2 separate regions of the Mus musculus genome follow, and region 1 is linked to region 2. The links are chromatin loops, found by intact Hi-C in ENCODE. Cell type or tissue: left cerebral cortex. All regions are shown on one strand. Each heading gives the region's core, and the rest is flanking DNA. Links, peaks and the distances in the headings are about the cores only.

What was found. A loop is a pair of places that touch in the nucleus more often than their neighbours do. Peaks named below come from ENCODE experiments on the same cell type or tissue, not always from the same donor. Only the 100,000 strongest peaks of a DNase experiment are listed, where the experiment ranks them.
Region 1: a loop joins it to region 2, with 8 times the contacts of the local background. A loop is called at or near these places in 9 of 42 quality-filtered maps.

What each region holds. Positions count from the first base shown.
Region 1 is chr9:35,586,604-35,599,224 of GRCm38, reverse strand. It overlaps the pseudogene Gm10105. Among named protein-coding and RNA genes, the nearest start is that of Pate4, 19 kb to the left of the region's middle. In left cerebral cortex, for the core only: CTCF peaks have their summits at 6,133 (motif pointing left) and 6,925 (motif pointing right); a DNase peak (open chromatin) is centred at 6,126.
Region 2 is chr9:35,701,136-35,713,756 of GRCm38, reverse strand. No RefSeq gene overlaps it. Among named protein-coding and RNA genes, the nearest start is that of Pate1, 20 kb to the right of the region's middle. In left cerebral cortex, for the core only: a CTCF peak has its summit at 6,299; a DNase peak (open chromatin) is centred at 6,308.

The DNA.
Region 1 (12,621 bases), core at 2,612-10,611, 110 kb after region 2:
GGATAACATTTGAAATGTAAATAAATAAACTATCCAATAAAAAGAAAGAAAAAATTCACTGCTACGTACTAATCTCTCTCACAAAATTTCTGATATCAAAGGTATGAGTTTCTTCACACAAATGAATCCTCTGCATCTCTACTGGACACTGGCAGAGAGTCCTGCAAGTTAACTCAACTCTGATATGCCGTGTCAGCCTCTGTTCCTACAGAGTGTGAGGGAAGCCCCTTTTCCAGCACACAAATGCATACCTCCTCACCAGCTCAGTAGCACCCAAAATAGCACTTATTTTGTTAGGGATTTTAATGGAAGATTCATAAATACAACAGTGATTTTAGTCAAGTCATCAACTGATGATGATGAATTCAACCTCTAGTCCCTCTCCTATCTTCCCAGAGATTGAAAACTGAGGAAGAAAGCTGAAGGTTCTAAATCTCAATCACATATTGCTTTGTTCCCCATGACCAATCCTGATTCTAGTCATACCTCCAAATCATCTCCCCAGGATAAACTCGGGTGTGGCTGAAGTCCATTATGAATAGTGAAAGATGTAGAAATGTTTCAAGAATTGAGAACCAACGGCCAGATACCATAACAGAAGGTATTCCTGTTATTTTTATCACTTAGGAGATCACAGAAGTTTTTTGTTTGTTTGTTTGTTTGTTTGTTTTTGTACCAGAAGCCAAGCACAAATACAAAATAAACTACTCTTCAAGTTATGGTGGGAAACACTCCCAACAGACCTACTACTCCAAGCTGGAAACATCATGCAGATAAAAATGAACATAATATGCCTAGCCTAATGACCAGCATTGCTTATGTAGTGGTTTAAATATGGTTGGCCGATAGGAAGTGGCACCATTAGGAGGTGTGACCTTGTGGGAGTATGTGTGGCCATGTTGGAGGAAGTTTGTCACTGTGGGTGAGGGCTTGGAGGTCCTTCAGATCAAGATGGAGAACTCTCAGCTCCTCCAGCACCTGCAGTCTGCCTGTAAACTGATATGCTTCCCATTATAATGACAATGGACTGACCCTCTGAAACTCTAAGTCAGTCCCAATCAAATTTATAAACTAACTTTATAATAGTTTCTGTGGTCGTGGTGTCTTTTCACAACAGTAAAATCCAAACTAAGACATCTCATTTATCTTCTGAGTGTGGTGCTAGCTGGAGGCTACAAATTCCTACTACTGCTCAGCACTAAAAAAACAGTATTAAACTTTGTGTCATTCACCCAGAGAAAACATATTCAATATTCAAAGTTTGATATCTATTAAATATCATCCTCTGACATCGTCATAAAGTCAAAAAAATCTTAAGTTGAACAATAATGCATGAGAAACTATTTGTACGGATTTTGTGTTGTATCTCTAGACACACTGTTCTGTTCTATTGTCTATGTGCACTGTGGTCTAAATATGTCAAAATTCATATGTTGAAACCTAGTTAGCAACATAATAATAGTTAAGGGGGGGGACTATATCCTAAGAGTAGGGTTTATATGAGCAGGGATGGTAGTCTTATAGAAGAATCCAGAAGGAACTTTTGTCCTTTCTACTATGGCAGAACTCAGCAAGAAAACACCACCTGCAAAAAAGTGAACCATAAGAATGTTTGCAACCTTGCTGTCCCTTGATCTTGGACTATCCATCCTCCAGAACTGAGAGCAACAAATGTGTGCTATCTATATTACATATGCCCTGATATTCTGTGACAACAGCTCAAGCTTTTTAAGGTAATTTTATTTTAAATAACTACTATACCATTTTATCACTAAGGCTCTGAGGATGTCTTCTATATCTGATTAAACACCCACTTGCAGTGAATCTCTTTGTCTACTGCCAGGTTCTGTGTTACTGTGACAAAACATATGATAGAAATTTAAGGGTGGGGGCTGGTGAGATGGCTCAGTGGGTAAAAGCACCCAACTGCTCTTCCAAAGGTCCGGAGTTCAAATCCCAGCAACCACATGGTGGCTCACAACCATCTGTAACAAGATCTGAAGCCCTCTTCTGGAGTGTCTGAAGACAGCTACAGTGTACTTACATATAATAAATAAATAAATCTTTAAAAAAAAAGAAATTTGAGGGTGACAAGATTTATTTGGACTCACAGTCTCAGAGGATTTGGTCCATAGACCTTTGAATCCATTGATGTGGGGACAATATAACACACGGCATCATGGTACCATGAATAGTATGGTAACCGAGATCTATTTATCTCACTATGAACAGTAAGCAGATCAAGAGACAGGAAGAGTCAAGATACAGTTACTCCCAATTACCTGCCCTGGTAACCTAGTCATGAATATATAAGTCCATATAGGGCATTTTCTATTCATATGGACAGTTTCCTTCTTGCCCATTATTGCTGTCTTCTTAGTTTAGGGGAATAACTAACACTAAAGGCCTTAGAAAAAGTCATTAGAGGCCTATTAGAATAGAAGTGTCTTTAAAGTGTGTGTGTGTGTGTGTGTGTGTGTGTGTGTGTGTGTGTGTGTACAGAAAGAGACAGAAACAATGTAGTTGTGAGTTGTTCTATAATGGGACATCAATGCCCTTACTAGACACAACAAATAAAAATGCAGCTGAACAAGGAGACAGGTTTAGCTAAGCTTATAGGAACGGTCTCTGAAGGGTAGCAATTTTAAGGCTGTAAACATCCTGGGGAAGAAAGATATAGTGGACATTTTCTGTATATACTGTCAACATCCACACATGGACCAGAGGAAGGCTTTGCTGTCCTTCCAAGCCCCACCTTGGGTGTCTTAGTCAGTGATATATTGCTATGAAGAGACACCATTGTAGTTGATCTTAGTTACTTTGTGGTTTCTTCTTTTATTCCACCCTTATTCCCCCCAATTTTGCCCCCATCATGAGATAGGAGGTAAAGAAGGATAGAGGGGAGAAAGAATGATAGAGATTCTTGAACATAATTTCTTTCTTCTTTTTTCTTTGAGCACAACTACTAACGAACTGTAACCAACCTCCCTGAATGGCCAATAGCCACCAAAGGATCCCACCTATCAGGGCTTTAGCATTTATATAACCTCTGAAAAGTTCCCAGAATTCCAAATGTCACATAATCTCAAAAACTATCTGCAGCTGCAAAAACCATGCCTCTGATAGAGCACAAGGCAAATCATAGTCAGCTGCTGTGAAGCAAGCCCATATCACCACACCTGGGACTAAAATGAAAACATATGCTTATATTTCTGTGTTTTTTTTAAGAAACCAAAATTCCAGAATTCTCATCACACACTGTGACCACAGAAACTCTTATTAATTGGGGCCTGCTTAGAGTTTCAGAAGTTGATTCCATTGTAATCACAGTGAAAAGCATGGTCAAATTCAGGCAGATATGATACTAGAGAAGTACCTGAGAATTCTACATGCAGATCCAAAGGGAGCAGGAAGAAAGAGACTCTGGGCTAAAATGGGCTTTTTGAAACCTCAAAGTCCAACTCCAGTAATATACTTCCTTCAACAGGTCACATGTCCTAATTCTTTCAAATAGTGCACACTCCCTGGTGACCAAATATCCAAATCTATGAGCTTATGGGGGTCATTCTAATTCAAGCACTGGGGTAGGGATGAAAGAAAGGTGAAATTTCAAGACCTGTAAGTCATATAAAGTACTCAGAAATGGCTGGTTGTTTGTAAGCCCTTTACCCCATAAAAACCCCTAACTTTGAGCCTTGGGGTCGAATCCACTGTCTCCTGCATGAGATACATTTCGACCCAGAGCTCCGCCATTAAACTGCCTCATGTGTTTACAGCAAGAAGGATTCACGTGTTTCTTTGGGTGCGCTCTCTCTCCTGAGACTAGAGTAAGGGTCCCCGAAAGGGGGTCTTACGGGGAGGCTTTGCCATTTTCCCATAGGTCTGAAGCTAAGGTTCTTGACATGGCCAGCTCATGTCAACAGCACACATTCATTTGAGGCTTCTACCACGCCCCACAAAAGAGATTATTTAATAATATCTGGAGCTGGTGAGATGGCTCATTAGTTAAGAGCACTTGTTGCTCTTGCAGAACACCAGTGTTTGAGTCCCAGCACCCACATCCATATGTAATTCCAGTTCGAGGGGACCTGATACCCTCTACTGGCTACCATGGGCACCAGGCACACATGTAGTGCACAGATATACACACAGGCAAAAGACATCTATACAAATGTTTTTTTTTTAAATTGAAGTTACATGTTAAAGAAAAAACTGAGTTACATATGAGTGAGAGGCCAAATTAAAGCATGTTTACAATGTGTATATAGCAGAAAAGGAAGGCTGAAAAGGCAACCTTAAATTGTTGGGTCTTTTTTTAATAATCATCAAATTAAATGTGGGGGAAAAAGCAGAAAAGGAAAATTAGCAAAGAATACAGGTAGAGCTGGAGACATGGCTCTGTAGGTAATGTATCTGTTCATAAACATGAGAAACTTGGTTCAATTCCCTAGAACCCATGTAAAAGCTGAGCTGCCACACCACCTCCAGTAGGATCTGTGTGACAAGTTCCACAGACTGAGGCGATTGACCTCAAAAGGGGGAGGCCTCCTGGAACCGGTTGTGGAACTCTTCGCCAGAGAAAAAATATTGAGCCATAGTTCTCACAGCAATCTATCTGTGTTGTTTTCTCTTATTCCTTTTCTTATTTACATGTTCCTGGTAGCCTAGGCCAAGATTTTAAGTGAGAATAATGTGTAAGAAACCATCCCTAGAGATGGGGGTCACTAAAATGACCTTATCCCCAGGGAAACCAACGCTTTACTTTTTAAATCATTTACAAAACTTTTATGATAGATAAAAATTTTCCCAACAATAAAATTTCATATGACTACATGTATGTCATCAGAGGTGGGTTTTGGTATATGGTAAAGAAAGCCTTAATTAGAAAAAAATAAAGTAGTTTAAGTTTACATATTGAAGATTTACAAAAAAAAAAAAAAAAATCAGGCATTAGATGTTAAATAGTAATTGACCATGGAGCTAGAGAGTTAGTTCAGCAGTTAAGAGCACTGACCGTTAAAGATTTATTAACCTGCTCCTGGAAATAATGCCACTAGCCTTGGACAACAGCCCCCACTGAATACATCCTTTTAGAGTTGTTATATTATGATGATATTACCCGTTCTGTTTGTGATTCACTGAAAACATAGTTTCAGAGTTGTAATGCTTGGATAATTTTTGTGCTTTACTGTGCCAAATGATTTTTGTTGGTATTTGTGATTGTTTCATTGGTTATAGTTTCTAAGGGATGTAATGTTTGGTTTTTTAATGTATAAAGTCCCCTACTTGAGAGCTGCAAAATACACTCAGATTCAAACTGCCTCTGTGTTTGTTTCTGTTTGTCACCGCTGAATCCTTAACTAGTTTCAAGGACCCTCAGTCCAGGGACCCCCATACCCAACTGGGGTGTTCTCTGGCACTGAGCATCATGGTGCATTGTCTGTAACCCCAGGGCTCTAGTGGAATCAGCGAGATCCTGGGAGCCCTCTGGCCAGCTATTCCAGCTGAATGAGGGAACCTGAGATTCAGTGAGAGACCCTGTCTCAAAAGCTAAGGTGGAAAACCAGAATCAAACTCTGACTCCATGTACTTTTTATGCATATATGTATGTATGTAAGTATGTATGTATGTATGTATGTATGTACATATATGCATGCACATACTTGTATACAGAGAGAAAGAGAAGTACAAAAAAAGAAAGTAGAATGATAAATTAATTTTAAACGAGGTAGCAAATTATAGCTAAATCAATAAAGCTGGATTTGGGGAATTTTTAAGATTTGTAAACCTGTTAGATTTCTAGAGAGATAATCACAGAGAAGGAACGAAGGCATAAAACAACTACCTGTGGATGTTTCCTGATGGGTAGCAAAGGCAGAGTTACCACTGCACATAGGATTAAAATTGCTACTCAGCTGCCTTGGAGGGGAGATCTCCTGGGTGGTTACAATGGAATCACAAGGAAGGGAGACAGTGTGAAATGATACACTATGAAGAAACACAGTCATTGCTGGGTTTGAAAATAATAAATCATTAACATAAAATCGTCTTGAGCCACCAAGTTTACAGAACCTTCATTGTTAGTCTCCCTGGTTTTTCATCCTCTTACTGTGCAGACGCACAGAGCCATCTCCTGGAGACTCTGCTCACTACAAGTCTTCCTGGCAGAAACTTCAAAAACAGGAGAGGATATGGTAGAGTGAGTTGAGATAAATTTGTTACTGTATCTTGCAAAAAGGTAGTTTATTTGGGGGTAGGGGACAGTGTTTTTGCAGAGGTGGTTAACTGGGTGGACCTTTAATGTAACAACAAATATCCTTAAAATACTTAAAAAGAAGACACATCTCCTAGACCTGGAGGCTGCCTTGCTGAACATTGTGCTAGAGATGAAAGTAATAATCTAATTAACCTCTCTCTCTCCTCCTCCCTCTCTCTTGCCCTCCCCCGTGTCTGTCTCTGTCTCTATCTATCTCTCTCTGTCTCTCTGTCTCTCTCTGTCTGTCTCTCTCTCTCTGTCTCCCTCTCTCCCTCCCTCTCTCCCTCCCTCCCTCCCCATTCCTCTCTATCAGCCATGGGGTCATACCAAGGGCCTGTCACAAGTTAGGCACCTTTTCTAACACTAAGCACTTTGCTGCACCCCTCAGCCCTGTTCTGATACCTTTTGACGGCTGATTGTGACATCCAAGACTCAGTAGGGAAATAGAGACAAGATGTTTGTAAGTAGAGACAAGCGTACACAATCTACAGAGAGAGGTAAAGGTTATGTGCAAACGGCCAAAACAGGTTTTACTCTGAAAACCAGAACCACTCGGGCAGCCAGTGTGAGTTAGGGTATCGGAGAAATGGCTTTTCCCCTACCACCTCCTGAGTTAGGCTATGCTAAGAATATTTTCCTCTGTAGCCACAAGGGGGGAGCCTTTTAGACAGTGAGAAAAGAGAATTAGTGTTGTTTTAAAGAGACAAGTTTTGAACTTCTCTATTCTCTGCCCCCTTGCACGGATTTACTGTGCAGATGACTGGCTCATGACACTGGACATCATGGTTCTTATGACGCTGATGTTCGTCAAGATCTCCTTATTATTCTGCCATGTTTGTCAAGGTCCCCATATTCACTAGAAATAATACTCACTACAGGCTTTTCACACAAATTAAATACTGTATTCCCTACCCCCCCCCCACTTTGTTTGAAATCAGCGGCCTAAAGAAGTTATCTGAACCTCGATGGCACTCAAGGATGTGTGGTGTTGTGACCCCTTTTTGTCTACCACTACATTCCATTTACTAAGAAATCTAACTTGCTTTTATGTCCTTAAGAAGACACAATCCCTGGAGGAATTTTTAGGGTCACTTATATATACTATCATATCATCTGCAAAAAGTGATATTTTGACTTCTTCCTTTCCAATTTGTATCTCCTTGATCTCCTTTTGTTGTCGAATTGCTCTGGCTAGGACTTCAAGTACAATGTTGAATAGATAGGGAGAAAGTGGGCAGCCTTGTCTAGTTCCTGATTTTAGTGGGATTGCTTCCAGCTTCTCACCATTTACTTTGATGTTGGCTACTGTTTGCTGTAGATTGCTTTTATCATGTTTAGGTATGGGCCTTGAATTCCTGATCTTTCCAAGACTTTTATCATGAATGGGTGTTGGATTTTGTCAAATGCTTTCTCCACATCTAACGAGATGATCATGTGGTTTTTGTCTTTGAGTTTGTTTATATACTGGATTATGTTGATGGATTTCCGTATATTGAACCATCCCTGCATCCCTGGGATGAAACCTACTTGGTCAGGATGGATGATTGTTTTGATGTGTTCTTGGATTCGGTTAGCAAGAACTTTATTGAGGATTTTTGCATCAATATTCATAAGGGAAATTGGTCTGAAGTTCTCTATCTTTGTTGGGTCTTTTTGTGGTTTAGGTATCAGAGTAATTGTGGCTTCATAGAATGAGTTGAGTAGAGTACCTTCTGTTTCTATTTTGTGGAATAGTTTGTGAAGAACTGGGATACAGAAAATGTGGTACATTTACACAATGGAGTACTACTCAGCTATTAAAAAATGAATTTATGAAATTCCTAGGCAAATGGATGGACCTGGAGGGCATCATCCTGAGTGAGATAACCCAATCACAAAGGAACTCACACAATATGTACTCACTGATAAGTGGATATTAGCCCAGAAACTTAGAATACCCAAGATATAAGATACAATTTGCTAAACGCATGAAACTTAAGAAGAACGAAGACCAAAGTGTAGACACTTTACCCCTTCTTAGAATTGGGAACAAAACACCCATGGAAGGAGTTTCAGAGACAAAGTTTGGAGCTGAGACGAAAGGATGGACCATCTAGAGACTGCCATATCCGGGGATTCATCCCATAATCAGCTTCCAACCGCTGACACCATTGCATACACAAGCAAGATTTTGCTGAAAGGACCCAGATATAGCTGTCTCTTGTGAGACTATGCTGGGGTCTAGCAAACACAGAAGTGGTTGCTCACAGTCAGCTATTGGATGGATCACAGCCCCCCCCCCCGCCAATGGAGGAGCTAGAGAAAGTACCCAAGGATCTGCAACCCTATAGGTGGAACAACAATATGGACTAACCAGAACACCCCCCCACTCGCAGAGCTAGTGTCTCTAGCTGCATATGAATCAGAAGATGGCCTAGTCGGCCATTGGTAGAAAGAGAGGCCCATTGGTCGTGCAAACTTTATATGCCTCAGTACAGGGGAATGACAGGGCCAAGAAGTAGGAGTGGGTGGGTGGGGGAGTGGGTGGGGAAGCGTGTGGGGGACTTTTGGGACAGCATTGGAAATGTAAAAGAAATAAATACCAATTTAAAAAAAGACACAATCCCTTTGTCATGTCTCATAGGGTATTAATGGTCTCTCTTTAAACTGTTCTGCTTCATGCATAACCCATATCCTCTTTCAGGAAGGCTAGAGGACAAAGAGGGATGTCTTAGGGTTTTACCGCTTTTGAACAGACACCATGACCAAGACAACTCTTAGAGGTTCAGTCCATTATCAGCAAGGTAGGAACATAATAGCATCCAGGTAGGCATGGTTCAGGAAGAGCTGAGAGTTCTACATCTTCATCTGAAGGCTGCTAGGAGAACACTGACTTCCATACAGCTAGGAGGAGGGTCTTAAAGCCCACGCCCACAGTGACACACCTATTTCAACAAAGCCACACCTACTCCAACAGGGTCACACCTTCTAATAAGTGTCACTCCCTGGGACAAGCATATATAAACCATCACAAGGGGTTTGTTGCCTGAGCTGGTCATATGCCTCCCAAACAGAGTGTTCTCTGTAGCACATTCCAAGAAATAGTGCCTGTCTGTGGACAAGCTGTATCAGTCAAGTTCCTCTGGAAATAGAATGGAGCATACACAAAATAGGATTCTTATTTTTCTTCAAATTAACAGGTATGTAACCATCATATGTAAGTGATGAGTTAGAAGGGTCCTTTACTTACTTTAAATATATATAAATATATATATTTACTACATACATTGTAAAACCAAAAGATTTTGGTTATAAGATAAAATATCAGTTCATTGAGAAATATATTCAGTTACTTCAAATACATCCCACTAATCAAAGTATCAGTAAATCCATACTATCAGTAGATTCAGTACAAATTTTTGGCTCACTGAATGTTAAGCATGTAAATTTTGTTCTGTGCCTTTAGGAAATGTATGATGATGTTCTTACTCAGTTAACATAATGTTAGTGAGAATTTTGGTTTCTTTAAAATCCCAGTTATGGAGCAGTGTGAAAAAGCAGCAAGGACAACCCCGGCACGGACCAAACCCGCACGCCACTGTATACCCGTGTTCAGTGCCGACGTCCTCTGCTGCCACCATGCCCAAAAGAAAGGCTAAAGGGGATGCTAAAGGAGACAAAATCAAGGTGAAGGACAAGCCACAGAGAAGATCTTCAAGGTTGTCTGCTAAACCTGCTCCTCCAAAGCCAGGGCCCAAACCTAAAAAGGTCCCTACAAAGAAGGGAGAGAAGGTACCCAAGGGGAGGAAGGAGAAAGCCGACACTGGGAAGGATTCAAATAATCCTGCAAAAAATGGAGATGCCAAAACAAGCCAGGCACAGAAAGCTGAAGGTGCTGGAGATGCCAAGTAACGCGTGTGCATTTTTGATAACTGTGTACTTCTGGTGACAGTACAGTTTGAAATACTACTTTTTATCAAGTTTTATAAAAATGCAGAATTTTGTTTTACTTGTTTTTTTTTTTTAAGCTATATTGTTAGCACACAGAACACTTCATTACTGGGTGGGGGAAGGATCATGTGTCAGTAACAAAATCTCTCCCAAGCTGGATTGAGGACAGAAAAACTCTTTCCCTGATAATTTTGAAAGGCTCCTGTTGGCTCCCAGGAGAGATATTCTGGTCTTGACCTAGGTGGCCACCAAGGCACAACAATGTCTTGTGGTCTGGAAAAACTATAAATTCAGTTTTATATCCTCTTCCCCCCTGTACTATCAACATAGACTTAATTCCCTAAAAACCAGAGACCTGTTGGAACCTGGCCTCCAAAATTGGTTTTCCAGTCTATTGGGTGATGTGGACTTTGCAGTGACTTCATCAAGTGTTCTCAGAAGAGCACTGGTTCCTTTTATAAAAGATTGTAGATCAGCCAGGCATGGTGGTGCACAGCTTAAATACCAGCACTTGGGAGGTGGAGACAGGTGAATTTCTGAGTTCGAGGCCAGCCTGGACTACAGAGTTCCAGGACAGCCAGAGCTACACAGAGAAACCCTGTCTCAAAAAAAAAAAAAAAAAAAAAGATTGTAGATCTTCAGATTGATAATTCTGCCACATTCATTTCCTGAAAGTCAGGGTCAGCTTTTGAAAAGTTGTTAAACAACATCCTTAATGTGAAATGTCAACTCTCACTCTAAGCTACTTCCCCCTTTTCAAAGCATTGGATGAAGAAAGACTTCATTGGGTTTTATAGTGGCTTTCTGATTCTGGTAGTCTATACAAAAAGGGAATTTGGAAGTTCTTGTATATTGTTGATTGTCTGGCCATGTCCTGCCTGAAAAACCATGATTGTTTATGCAAAGTACCTTTAATAAAGCTGGTTACAGTTAAAAAATAAAGTAAAATCCCAGTTATATCCTAGGTATGGAATAAGAGGCTGCTTCACAGCAAGTGATTATGATTTGCCTGGTGCTCTAGCAGGGATATGGTTCTGCCAGCTTCAGATAGTTTCTGTGATTGTGTGACATTTGAAATTCTGGGAAATTTTGAGAGGGTGTAAATGCCAGAACCACAAAAGGGGCCAGGCACACTCTGCGGAGGCTGCTGCTTCCTCTGCTGCTGCTCCCTTTGCTGCTGGTGGTCCCTGTCACTGTGGTTTGTCAAGTGGCCATGATCAAAGAGATAAGAACAAATTGGAGATATCCTGACTACAAAGATTAGACTTGCCCCAAGGAATTCAATGCCAATAATCAGCAGGAAGTAGTCTCTTTAAAGAGGTCTAAACTTGCTTTCCCCTCTAATCTTTTTCTCCTACCTAGTGTTGTAGGGTTGAAAAGGATTAGAGTGGAGTACAGATTGGAAGTGTAGTAGGTATAAAAATCCAATAAAGTAACCAAAAAAAAGCATGTCTACAACAATACATGGATTTTTGTGAACCATGAATTTTCTAATTGACTTAGATTCATTTTCTAAACATAATTCATTTTCAAAACGATTTGTTTTTAATTTTATGTATATGTGTGCACATGAGTTTATGCACCTGTGAATGAATATGCCTGAGTCCAGAAAAGGGTGTCGGATCTCCTAGAACTGACATTAAATATGGCTGTGAGATGGCCAGGGTGGGTGGTGGGAACCAAGCCCATGTACTCTTCCTCAAGAGCAGTACTCTTAACCACTGACCCACATCTACAGCCCTATAACATGATTTCAAACCACCAAATGTAAATTCCACTGCAAACTATATTATGTAACGCACATTTATCTGAGTGAACTTCTATTTTAAAAATCATATCATTTCATTTGTATTCTCCATATATATACTTGTGTAAAAAAAAACAGAACTCATACAAAGGAAAATTATAGATGAAGAAATATCATTCAACAAAAAGTGGCAAGTGACTGCAATCTTCGGAGGCAGATTACAAGGCATTCTGCTTAGTGTGGAGGAAATCTGTTCATGCTTTCAAAGACTGTCATTTGAAAATGTGCAGTATGCAATAACATGTTGACAGGTTTGGCGTATCAAAGGCTGTGTCGTGAAGACAAAGTAGCAGGACAGAAAAGTAAACTTGTGTTCTCACCAACAATAAGCTTTTTAAAAGTTACAAGTCAGATTCTAATTAGACCAAGTCGGTTACTCAATTCAGATTATAAACACTCATTACATAGTAGCATTTTTAACAACAAGAAGATTATACTGATGGTGAGTTTATTAAGCAACTTATGAACAGCATAAAAAGATATAATGTATATATGATGTTGAATAGGTATGGCCCCCACAGACTCATGTTTTTGACTGCTTGGACCATAGGGAGTGACACTACTAGGAGGTATGGCCTTATTTGCATAGGTATGGCCTTTTTGGAGGAAGTGGAGGCAGTAACACAGT
Region 2 (12,621 bases), core at 2,367-10,366:
TATCCTAGGGATACAAAGTTGGTTCAATATACAAAAATGCATTAATGTAATCCATTATAAAAATACAAAGAAAAAATCAAATGATCGTCTCCTTAAATGCAGCAAAAGCATTTGACAAAAATACAACACCCTACCAGTCTGTCTGGGCCTGTGCCCAAATCAGACCTTGGGGACAACTCTGAAGCAAGACCCACAACACCCAGAGTCAGCTCCACTCCCAGGCACTCCAATGCACCCAGGATCAGAGGATCAGAGGTGACGAGGACACTACATGTGTCCCCAACACAGGGAGTAACTAGGACTAGCAGAACCTAGGCACACAGGAACTCTGCCAGACCAGTGGCATGGGTTCCTTCCAGTCTGTCTGGGATGGCGACCTTAGCAGACCCTGGGGACAAACTCCACAGCTAGCCCCACAATACCCAGAGGCAACTCCACTCCCAGGTGCTCTACCACACCCAGGATCAGAGGATCCCAGTACCCCAGGAGCTTGGTCACACCAGGATCTCAAGGTCCCAAAGGCAGCTTGACTCCAGGAGCTTGGACAAACCCAGGATGTCAGGATCACAGGATCACAGAATCACAGGATCACAGACAGAGACAGCTTGACTCAGAGGAGTTCTGACACAACCAGAATCAAAGGAATAACATGCTCCAGTCAGACATATCCAGGGAAGGTAGCACTAGAAATAACCAGATGACAGGAGATAAGAACATAAGCAATAGAAACCAAGGTTACTTGGCATCATCAGAACCTAATTTTCCCACCAAAGATAGTCCTGGACACCCCAACACACCAGAAAAGCAAGATTCAGATATAAGATCACTTTTCATAAAGATGATAGAGGACATTACGAAGGACATAAATAACTCCCTTAAATAAATATAGGAAAACAAAGATAACAACTAGAAGCCCTTAAAGAGGAAACATACACACACACACACACACACACACATACACACACACACACAGACACACACACACACACACACACACACACACACACACATCCCTTAAAGAGTTACAGGAAAACACAATCAAACAGGCAAAGGAGAGGAACAAAACCATCCAGGATCTAAAAATGGAACTAGAACAGTAAAGAAATCACAAAGGGAGACAACCCTGGAGTTAGAAAACATAGGAAAGAGGTCAGGAGTCATAGATGCAAGCATCACCAACAGAATACAAGAGATAGAAGAGAGAATCTCAGGTGCAGAAGATTCTATAGAAAACTTTGACACAACAGTCAAAGAAAATGCAAAAAGCAAAAAGATCCTAACCCAAAACGTCCAGGAAATCCAGGACACAATGAGAAGACCAAACCTAAGGATAAGGGGTATAGAAGAAAGTGAAGATTCACAACTTAAAAGGCCAGAAAATATCTTCAACAAAATTATAGAATAAAACTTCCCTAACCTAAAAAAAGATGCCCCTGAACATACAAGAAGCCTACAGAATTGCAAATAGATTGGACCAGAAATGAAATTCCACTTGTCACATAATAATCAAAACACCAAATGCACTAAACAAAGAAAGAATATTAAAAGCAGTAAGGGAAAAAGGTCAAGTAACATGTAAAGGCAGACCTATCAGAATTATACCAGACTTCTCACCAGAGATTATGAAATCTAGAAGGTTCTGGGCAGATGTCATACAGACCCTAAGAGAATACAAATGCCAGCCCAGGCTACTATACCCAATAAAATTCTCAATCACCATAGACAGAGAAAACAAGATATTCCATGACAAAACCCAATTTACACAATTCTTTCCACAAATCCAGCCCTAAAAAGGATAATAGGCGGAAAACACCAATACAAGGAGTGGTAATACACCCTGGATGAAACAAGAAATAAGTCTTTCGACAAACCCACACAAATATAATTCTACCTCTAACAAGAAAATTAACAGGAAGTAACAATCACTTTTCCTTAAGATCTCTTAATATGAAAATTAGTATTACCAACATATCCTAATAGATTCAAATTCAAAAATATGAGGTTTTAGAAATTTGTCGGCTGTCATCCCATGGTCTCTCTAATTTGGTAATGGGAGAAATAGGTCCAATATTGTACAATCAATGTACACTTTCTGCTTGTTTGTACATGACAGGGTCTTTCTGTGTGCCACATAATGGTCTGGAAATCATGTTTCTTCTATCTCTAATAGTATGATTGTTTATTTGATGTTTTTTTGCTGTACTATGGTTTTCAGAACAGCTTGCATACTTCAAAATTATTTATACAGCCAATAGAAATGTAGACAATTAATTTGGGAGGTGGCTTGTAAGAGAACAGCAAAGATTGAGTCTGAAGGTTTTGCTTGATATTTATAATTATTGTATCAATTTTGAAGAAGAGGACTTTATAAGTTACTCTTATTCTGAGATGAATGCTTTTCAAAATCATTATAGCCAATGATCTTAACCTCATCTAACGTCTGTGCCACCCTCCAAGCAGAACCATTGTTCATTGAAACAGTTGATGAATGGCTTCATGGATAGACCACACACCATTTCTTAAATGAATGTAACCTGTTCCCTGCGGGATGAGAGTGATGACAATCACTCAATTCAAATAGCTTTGACCATAGCCCGAAATCTATATCCAAAAATTATGCCTACAATTGATTCCTTGGTCCAGAATTGTCAACTCATAGCTAATCTACTATGGAGGTAGAATCCTTTGGTGATGTGAGGGACATTCAAGTACAGTCTTATTACAATGAACTCCAATCTCCAAAAACTGTTCTTATTTTGTGTTTGTACCACAGTCAGAGCTAAGATTTTAAGGTCTACTAAAAACAAAACAAACGAACAAAAAGACTTTAGCAATTTATGTTCATTTTAAAAAATTATTTTAAAAAAATGAAATGGCAAGGTCAAAGGGTATGTAAATACACTGTTATATAACTTGACCCTTTTAACCTATTAATATATTATAAAAGCGTATAAAATAATACAACTCCTCTTAATGTTAAAATTATTGGAGAGATCAGGAATTCAAGGCCCATACCTAAACATAATAAAAGAATTTTCCTGCAAACCAATAGCCAATATCAAATTGAATGTAGATATACCTGAAGCAATCCCACTGAAATCAAGGACAAGACAAGGATGCCCTCACTCCCCATATCTATTCAATGTAGTAATCGAAGTGCTAGCTAGAACAATAAGACATCAAAAAAAGATCAAAGGGATACAAAGTGGTAAAGAAGAAATAAAGGTATCACTATTTGCAGATGATATGATAGTATACATAAGGGACCCAAAAATTCTACCAAAGAACTTCTCCAGCTGATAAACAACTTCAGCAAAGTGGCCAGATATAAAATTAACTCCAATAAATCAGTAGCCTTCCTTTATACAAAGGATAAACAGGCTGAGAAAGACATTAGGGAAACAACTCCCTTCACAATAGCCACAAATTATATAAAATATCTTGGGTAACTCTAGCCAAACAAGTGAAATACCTGTATGACAATAACTTCAAGTGTCTCAAGAAATCATAGAAGATATCAGGAAATATAGAGATCTTTTATGCTCATATATTGGCAGAATCAACATAGTAAAAATGGCCATCCTACCAAAGGTAATCTATAGATTCAATGCAATCCCCATCAAAATCCCGACACAATTCTTCAAATACATGGGGAAAACAATTTTCAAATTCATCTGGAAAGGTTAAAAAAAGAAAGAAAGAAAAGAATAGCAAAAAAACAATTCTTAACAATAAAAGAACAGCTTGGGGAATCACCATTCCTGACCTCAAGCTCTGCTACAGAACAATAGTAATCAAAACTCCATGATACTGGTACAGAGACAGATAGGTTGATCAATGGAATACAATTGAAGACCTAGAAATAAAACCGCACACTTATGGTCACTTGATCTTTGAAAAAGACACCAAAATATGCAGTGGAAAAAAGAAAGCATCTTCAATAAATGGTGCTGGTCTTACTGGCTGCCTGTATGTAGAAGAATGAAAATAGACCCATATTTATCACCTTGCACAAAGCTCAAGTCCAAGTGGTTCGAGGACCTCAACATAAAATCAGATACACTGAATCTAATAGAAGAGAAAGCAGGAAAGAGCCTTGAACTCATTGACACAGGTGAAATTTTCTAAACAGAACCCCAATGACTCACACTTTAAGATCAAGAATTGATGAATGGGAACCCAGGAAACATAAAAGCTTCTGTAAGCCAAAGGACATAATAACACAAATCAGCAACCTACAGATTGAGAAGAAATCTTCACTAACTCACAAAATATATTTTAAAACTCAAGAAGCTAACCACCAAAAAACAAACAAACAAACAAACACCCAATCAAAAAACGGGGTATAGAACTAAACTGAGAATTCACAGAAGAGGTATATCAAATAACTGAGAAGCACCTAAAGAAATGTTCAGTCCTTAGTGATCAGAAAAATTCACATCAAAACAACCCTGAGATTCCACTTTACACCAATCAGAATGGCTAAGATCAAAACCTCAGGTAACAGCACATGTTGAAAAGCATGTGGAGAAAAAGGAACTCTTCCATAGCTGGTGGGATTGCAAACTGCTACAACCACTTGGAATCAGTTTGAAGATTCCTCAGAAAATTGAAAATAGATCTACCTGAAGACCCAGCTATACTACTCTTGGAAATATACCCAAAAAGATGCCCCACCATGCCATAAGGGTACATGTTCCACAACATTCATAGTGTCCTTGTTTGTGACAGCCAAAAACTGGAAACAACCCAGATGTTCCATAACAAAAGAATGGATACAGAAAATGTGGTTCATTTATACCATGGAATACTACTCAGCTATTGAGAACAAAGACATCCTGAGTTTGCAGGCAGATGGATGGAACTAGAAAATATCATGCTGAGGTAACTCAGACCCAAAAGGACATTCATGGTGTGTACTCATTAGTAAGTTGATATTAGCCAAAAAAAAAAGGGGGGTTCAGGATACAGGCTACAGAACTCAAAAAGGTCAACAAACAAAGGGCCCAAGTGAGAATGCCTCCTTCCTACTTGGGAGGGAGAAGAAAGCAATCACAATCACAAGGGGGGACGAAGGGAGGGACCTGGGAGTTAAAGTGAATGGGGAGCAAGAGTGAAGAGGGGAACATGATCTGGTATTGGGTGGAGGAGGACTGAAGCCCTGAGGGCCAACAAAAATAATGGAAACAGGCAATCTTGGGAGGTAGGAGGTTGGAGTGACCCTCTAGAATATACCAGAGACTCTCAGGACTCAAAAGGAGGCACCTTAGATGAAATGCCCTAGAGTGTGGAGAGAGAACTTGTAGAGCCCACCTCCAGCAGAAAGACAGGGCATCAAGTGAGTGAATGGGACCTATCATGGCTGCCCTCTGAAAGGCAGCTGAATGAGTTAGATACAGATATTTGCAACCAACCAATGGACAGAAGCTGCTGACCCCTATGGATAAATTAGGGAAAAGCTGGAAGAAGCTGAGGAGGGGGGGTAACCTCTGTAGGAGAACCAACAGTCTCAATTAACCTGGATCCCCGAGACCTCTCAAACACTGGACCACCAACCAGGCAGCATACACCTGATGATATTAGTCCTCCAACACATATACAGCATAGGACTGCAGGGTCTGTGTTCAGTCAGAGAAGATGCACCTAACCCTCAAGAAGCTGGAGGCCCCAGGGAGTTTAGAGATCTGGTGGGGTGGAGGGAGGGAAGGTAGGGACATCCTTGTGTAGACAGGGGCAGGGGGGAGGTATGGGATGTGGAACAGTCAGAGGCAAGACCAAGAGAGGGATACAATCTGGAATGTAATTAATTAGGTAATTAATTAATGATTAAATTTTTTAAAAAGAATAAAAACCTCAAAGTTGAAAAAAAGGTCATATCGCTGATGAACATACATTTTTTAAATCCTTAATGAAATATTTGCATATAAAATATAGACATATGTCAAAAAGATTATCCACTATGACCAAGTTGGTTTTATCTCTGAAATTACAGGGATGGTACAACATATACAAATGAGTAAAAGTAATAGAGAACACAAGTGTATTTAAGAAAAATATCACATGACTATCTCAATAGATACAGAAAAGTCCTTTAACAAAATCCAATGCCAACATCTTTATGATAAAACTCCTAGAGAATGTAAGGCTAGCAGAAATATATTTCAGCATAATAAAAGCTACCCACAGATTACATTATCCTAAATGGAGGAAAGCTTAAAGCAATCTCACTGAAGTTAGGAACAAAAGAGAGAGAAACACTATTTCCCTTCCTTTTCAATATTGTGCTCAAAACACTAGGTGGGGCAATAGAGCAAGAGAAAAAGATTGAGAGTCAGGGAAAGAATTCAAACCATCTCTATTTGCAGATGATATGTATACATTAAAAATCCCAAAAAGTCTACCAGAAAACTTCAAGAAATGATAAACAAATTCAACAGTGTGGCAGGATACAGAATCAACTTGCACAAATCAATAGCTTTTTCTATATACCAAGATCAAACATACAGAAACAGATTGTAGACTCGCTCCTATGCACCATTGCCTCAGTGAATATGAAATATCTAAGAAAAAAACCCAACCTCTACAATGAAATTGTTAAGCTTTTGAAGAGAGATGTAGAGACAGCCAATGGGGGTGGGTGGGTATGGGGGACTTTTGGTATAGCATTGGAAATGTAAATGAGCTAAATACCTAATAAAAAATGGAAAAGGAAAAAAAAAGAAAAAAAATGCATTCCATACCCATGTATTCATAGAAAATAACATGAAAATGAACACTTACAAGAAGTTATCTATACATTCAATGCAATCCAAATCAAAATCCCCATCTTGTTTTTCACAGAAATGGAAAAAAATCTAAAATTCATATGGAACCAAAAAAGACCTCGGATGGCCAAAACAATCCTGAACAACAAAAATGAGCATGTCTAAATTCTGCTACTTAATATTTAACAAATATGACAAAAGCTAGAAAAATAATTCAGTTTCAACAAATGGTGCTAGGAAAACTGGATTTCCACATTCAGAGAAATGACATCAGACCTGTATCTACTACCTTGAAAAAAGCCTAACCCCAAATGTATCAAAGACTTAATATAAAAGCTGAAACACTGAAACTTCTGGAAGAAAACATAGACAGCATCCTATATGATACAGATATAGGAAAGGACTTTCTGAAGAGGATTTAAATTGCTCAAGAATTAAAACAACAATAGACAAATGAATTTATAAATATAAAAAGCTTATGTACAGGATGAGCGAGCAGACTGCAGAAGCGACACAGCTTCTGGGACAGGCCCTGTTTTGGGCTGCAGACATCCGGGCACTTTCTCTACCAGAGGAGAGGTGGCCTCCCAGGAGGGCTCTGACCTTCAGAGCAGGTGAGGGAGCCATCATGTCTCCCAGGTCCCTCTGAGACCAGTCTGCGCAGGTCAGCTCTCCGACTATGGAGGGTGAACGAGCGGACTACAGAAGCTACACAGCTTCTGGGACAGGCAGAAGCAACACAGCTTCTGGAACAGATCCCATTTCAGGCTCCAGACATCCAGGCACCTTCCCCGACAGAGGAGAGGAGACCACCTGGGAGGGCTCTGACTGGCGGAACAGGTGAGGGATCCATCTTGTCTCCCGGGTCCCTCTGAGACCAGTCTGTGCAGGTGAGCTCGCAGACTGCAAAGGCAGCACATGTTCTGGGAAAGGCCCTGTTTTGGGTCATAATCTTCAGCCAGAAGTCAGGTCTGAACACCAGACCTATGCGGGCCTTCCCTGCAAAAGAGAGCTTACCTGAAGAGAGTACTCTGACTACTGAGACTCAGGAGAGAGCTGGACTCTCAGGACTGCTGAGAGAGGCTAACAGAATCACAGGAAGAACAAGCTCTAGACAGAGACAACTATAACAACTAACACCAGAGATTACCAGATGGTGAAAGGCAAACATAATAATCTTACCAAAAGAAACCAAGACTGCTCAGCATCAACAGAAACTAGCACTCCCACCTCAGCCAGTCCGGGATACCCCAACAAACCCGAAAAGCAAGATTTGGATTCAAAATCATATCTCATGATGCTGGTAGAACACCTTAAAAAGGGCATTAATAACTCACTTAAAAAAATACAGGAGAACACTGCTACACAGGTAGGAGTCCTTAAAGAATCAGAGAAAAACGCTGCTACACAGGTAGAATTCCCTAAAGAGGAAACACAAAAATCCCTTAAAGAAATACAGGAAAACACAACCAAACAGGTGATGGAATTGAACAAAACCATACAAGACCTAAAAGGAGAAGTAGACACAATGCAGAAAACCCAAAGGGATACAACTCTGGAAATAGAAACTCTAGGAAAGAAATCAGGAACCATAGATGCAAGCATCAGCAGCAGAATACAAGAGATGAAAGAGAGAATCTCAGGTGCAGAAGATTCCGTAGAGAACATGGGCACAACAATCAAAGAAAATGCAAAATGCAAAAAGATCCAGGAAATCTAGGACACAATGAGAAGACCAAACCTACGGATAATAGGAGTAGATGAGAATGAAGATTTTCAACTTAAAGGGCCAGCAAATATCGTCAACAAAATTATAGAAGAAAACTTCCCAAACCTAAAGAAAGACATGCCCATGAACATACAAGAAGCCTACAGATTTGACCTTAGTACAAGGAGATAAGTATGGATCGATTCGCATTCTTCTACATGATAACAACCAGTTGTGCCAGCACCAATTGTTGAAAATGCTGTCTTTCTTCCACTGGATGGTTTTAGCTCCCTTGTCGAAGATCAAGTGACCATAGGTGTGTGGGTTCATTTCTGGGTCTTCAATTCTATTCCATTGGTCTACTTGTCTGTCTCTATACCAGTACCATGCAGTTTTTATCACAATTGCTCTGTAGTAAAGCTTTAGGTCTGGCATGGTGATTCCGCCAGAAGTTCTTTTATCCTTGAGAAGACTTTTTGCTATCCTAGGTTTTTTGTTATTCCAGACAAATTTGCAAATTGCTCCTTCCAATTCGTTGAAGAATTGAGTTGGAATTTTGATGGGGATTGCATTGAATCTGTAGATTGTTTTTGGCAAGATAGCCATTTTTACAATGTTGATCCTGCCAATCCATGAGCATGGGAGATCTTTCCATCTTCTGAGATCTTCCTTAATTTCTTTCTTCAGAGATTTGAAGTTTTTATCATACAGATCTTTCACTTCCTTAGTTAGAGTCACGCCAAGATATTTTATATTATTTGTGACTATTGAGAAGGGTGTTGTTTCCCTAATTTCTTTCTCAGCCTGTTTATTCTTTGTATAGAGAAAGGCCATTGACTTGTTTGAGTTTATTTTATATCCAGCTACTTCACAGAAGCTGTTTATCAGGTTTAGGAGTTCTCTGGTAGAATATTTAGGGTCACTTATATATACTATCATATCATCTGCAAAAAGTGATATTTTGACTTCCTCTTTTCCAATTTGTATCCCCTTGATCTCCTTTTGTTGTCGAATTGCTCTGGCTAATACTTCAAGTACTATGTTGAAAAGGTAGGGAGAAAGTGGGCAGCCTTGTTTAGTCCCTGATTTTAGTGGGATTGCTTCCAGCTTCTCTCCATTTACTTTGATGTTGGCTACTGAAACTTATAGAGGAGAAAGTGGGGAAAAGCCTTGAAGATATGGGCACAGGGGAAAATTTCCTGAACAGAACAGCAATGGCTTGTGCTGTAAGATCGAGAATTGACAAATGGGACCTAATGAAACTCCAAAGTTTCTGTAAGGCAAAAGACACCGTCAATAAGACAAAAAGACCACCAACAGATTGGGAAAGGATCTTTACCTATCCTAAATCAGATAGGGGACTAATATCCAACATATATAAAGAACTCAAGAAGGTGGACTTCAGAAAATCAAATAACCCCATTAAAAAATGGGGCTCAGAACTGAACAAAGAATTCTCACCTGAGGAATACCGAATGGCAGAGAAGCACTTGAAAAAATGTTCAACATCTTTAATCATCAGGGAAATGCAAATCAAAACAACCCTGAGATTCCACCTCACACCAGTCAGAATGGCTAAGATCAAAAATTCAGGTGACAGCAGATGCTGGCGTGGATGTGGAGAAAGAGGAACACTCCTCCATTGTTGGTGGGAGTGCAGGCTTGTACAACCACTCTGGAAATCAGTCTGGCGGTTCCTCAGAAAACTGGACATAGTACTACCGGAGGATCCAGCAATACCTCTCCTGGGCATATATCCAGAAGATGCCCCAACAGGTAAGAAGGACACATGCTCCACTATGTTCATAGCAGCCTTATTTATAATAGCCAGAAGCTGGAAAGAACCTAGATGCCCCTCAACAGAGGAATGGATACAGAAAATGTGGTACATCTACACAATGGAGTACTACTCAGCTATTAAAAAGAATGAATTTATGAAATTCCTAGCCAAATGGATGGACCTGGAGGGCATCATCCTGAGTGAGGTAACACATTCACAAAGAAACTCACACAATATGTACTCACTGATTAGTGGATATTAGCCCAAAACCTAGGATACCCAAGATATAAGATATAATTTGCTAAACACATGAAACTCAAGAAGAATGAAGACTGAAGTGTGGACACTATGCCCCTCCTTAGATTTGGGAACAAAACACCCATGGAAGGAGTTACAGAGACAAAGTTTGGAGCTGAGATGAAAGGATGGACCATGTAGAGACTGCCATATGCAGGGATCCATCCCATAATCAGCATCCAAACGCTGACACCATTGCATACACTAGCAAGATTTTATTGAAAGGACACAGATGTAGCTGTCTCTTGTGAGACTATGCCGGGGCCTAGCAAACACAGAAGTGGATGCTCACAGTCAGCTAATGGATGGATCATAGGGCTCCCAATGGAGGAGCTAGAGAAAGTAGCCAAGGAGCTAAAGGGATCTGCAACCCTATAGGTGGAACAACATTATGAACTAACCAGTACCCCGGAGCTCTTGACTCTAGCTGCATATATATCAAAAGATGGCCTAGTCGGCCATCACTGGAAAGAGAGGCCCATTGGACTTGCAAACTTTATATGCCCCAGTACAGGGGAACACCAGGGCCAAAAAGGGGGAGTGGGTGGGCAGGGGAGTGGGGGTGGGTGGATATGGGGGACTTTTGGTATAGCATTGGAAATGTAAATGAGTTAAATACCTAATAAAAAATGGAAAAAAAAAAAAAAAAAGAAGCCTACAGAACTCCAAATAGACTGGGCCAGAAAAGAAATTCCTCCAGACACATAATAATCAGAACAACAAATGCACTAAATAAAGATAGGATATTAAAAGCAGTAAGGGCAAAAGGTCAAGTAACATATAAAGGCAGGCCTATGATATATAAAGAACACAAAGTATTTTACTGGCTAAAGACTGGCTAGGAAAATCGTCATTATTCCTAGTAATTAAAACAATTTTGAGATTTTATCTTATCTGTCAGAATGACAATATCAACAGAAGAACCACCACTAAGTGCTGTCCTGGATTTGGAGAAGAGCAAATCTCATTCACTGTTGGTGGGATTCCATAGTGATGCAGTCACTCTGAAACTCAATGTGGAGAATTCTCAGAAAACTAACAAATCTACCATGTAACCCAACTATTCCACTCCTTCACATGTGTCCAAAACATTCAACATCTTACTCCAAAGAAACTTGCTCAGCCATATTCATTGCCACTCTATTTACAGCACCTCTTCAAACAATGAATACATAATGAAAATGTGTTACATAGACACTATGGAATACTATTCAACAGTAAAGAAAAATGAAAACATGAAGTTTGCATGTAAATAGATGCAACTCCGAAAAATCATACCAAGTGCAGTAACCCATACACAGAAAGGCTAATACTACATGTTCTCTCTTACTTGAGGCTCCTAACTCCAAATCTTCAGATGTGAGAAAATAATATACTAGAGGAACCACAGAAACCAGGAAAATAAAAGGGGACCATTGCTGGGGGTGTACTAAAGAAGCATAACCCCTAACTACACTCTAAATATCTCTCCTTATGCCCACAGATAAATGCAGTCTTCACCCCTCATCAAGAAAACTTCCCTTTGCAACAGAAACAATTAATCAAAGTGCTCAGCTCCAATTAATGTATCTATCTACAAACAACTCCTGTATCTAAGGCTCAGTGATCCTTGTAGAAGAGGCAAAAACAAGACTTAAGGGCCAGATGATCAATAGTTTTCTGTGAAACTGTGTCTCCTAGAAATGCCTGAAGCTCTGCACATAAATTCTCACCAACCTGAGTGCCTCAATATGATCTGAACAAGAGCAACAGCAATAGACATGCAAATATGAATGTGGGTGAGGGAAAGGCAAGGAGGCCCCCGGCGTACAAAGAACTTCAGACATCTAGGGAATGTTGAAAGTAAATAGCACACACACACACACACACACACACACACACACACTCCTAAATATATGTTCAGTCTGCTTAGTGTTACTTGCATATGTTTTCAGAGCTGACCATTTGGTGTTGGATAATTCGTTGGCATTATCCTCCCTCAGAAGACTGTTTCTGCCACATACTTTCAGGTATCCAAACTACATCTAAACCAAACTCACATTAAAAAGCCATAGTGGTGACACTGAGTGACA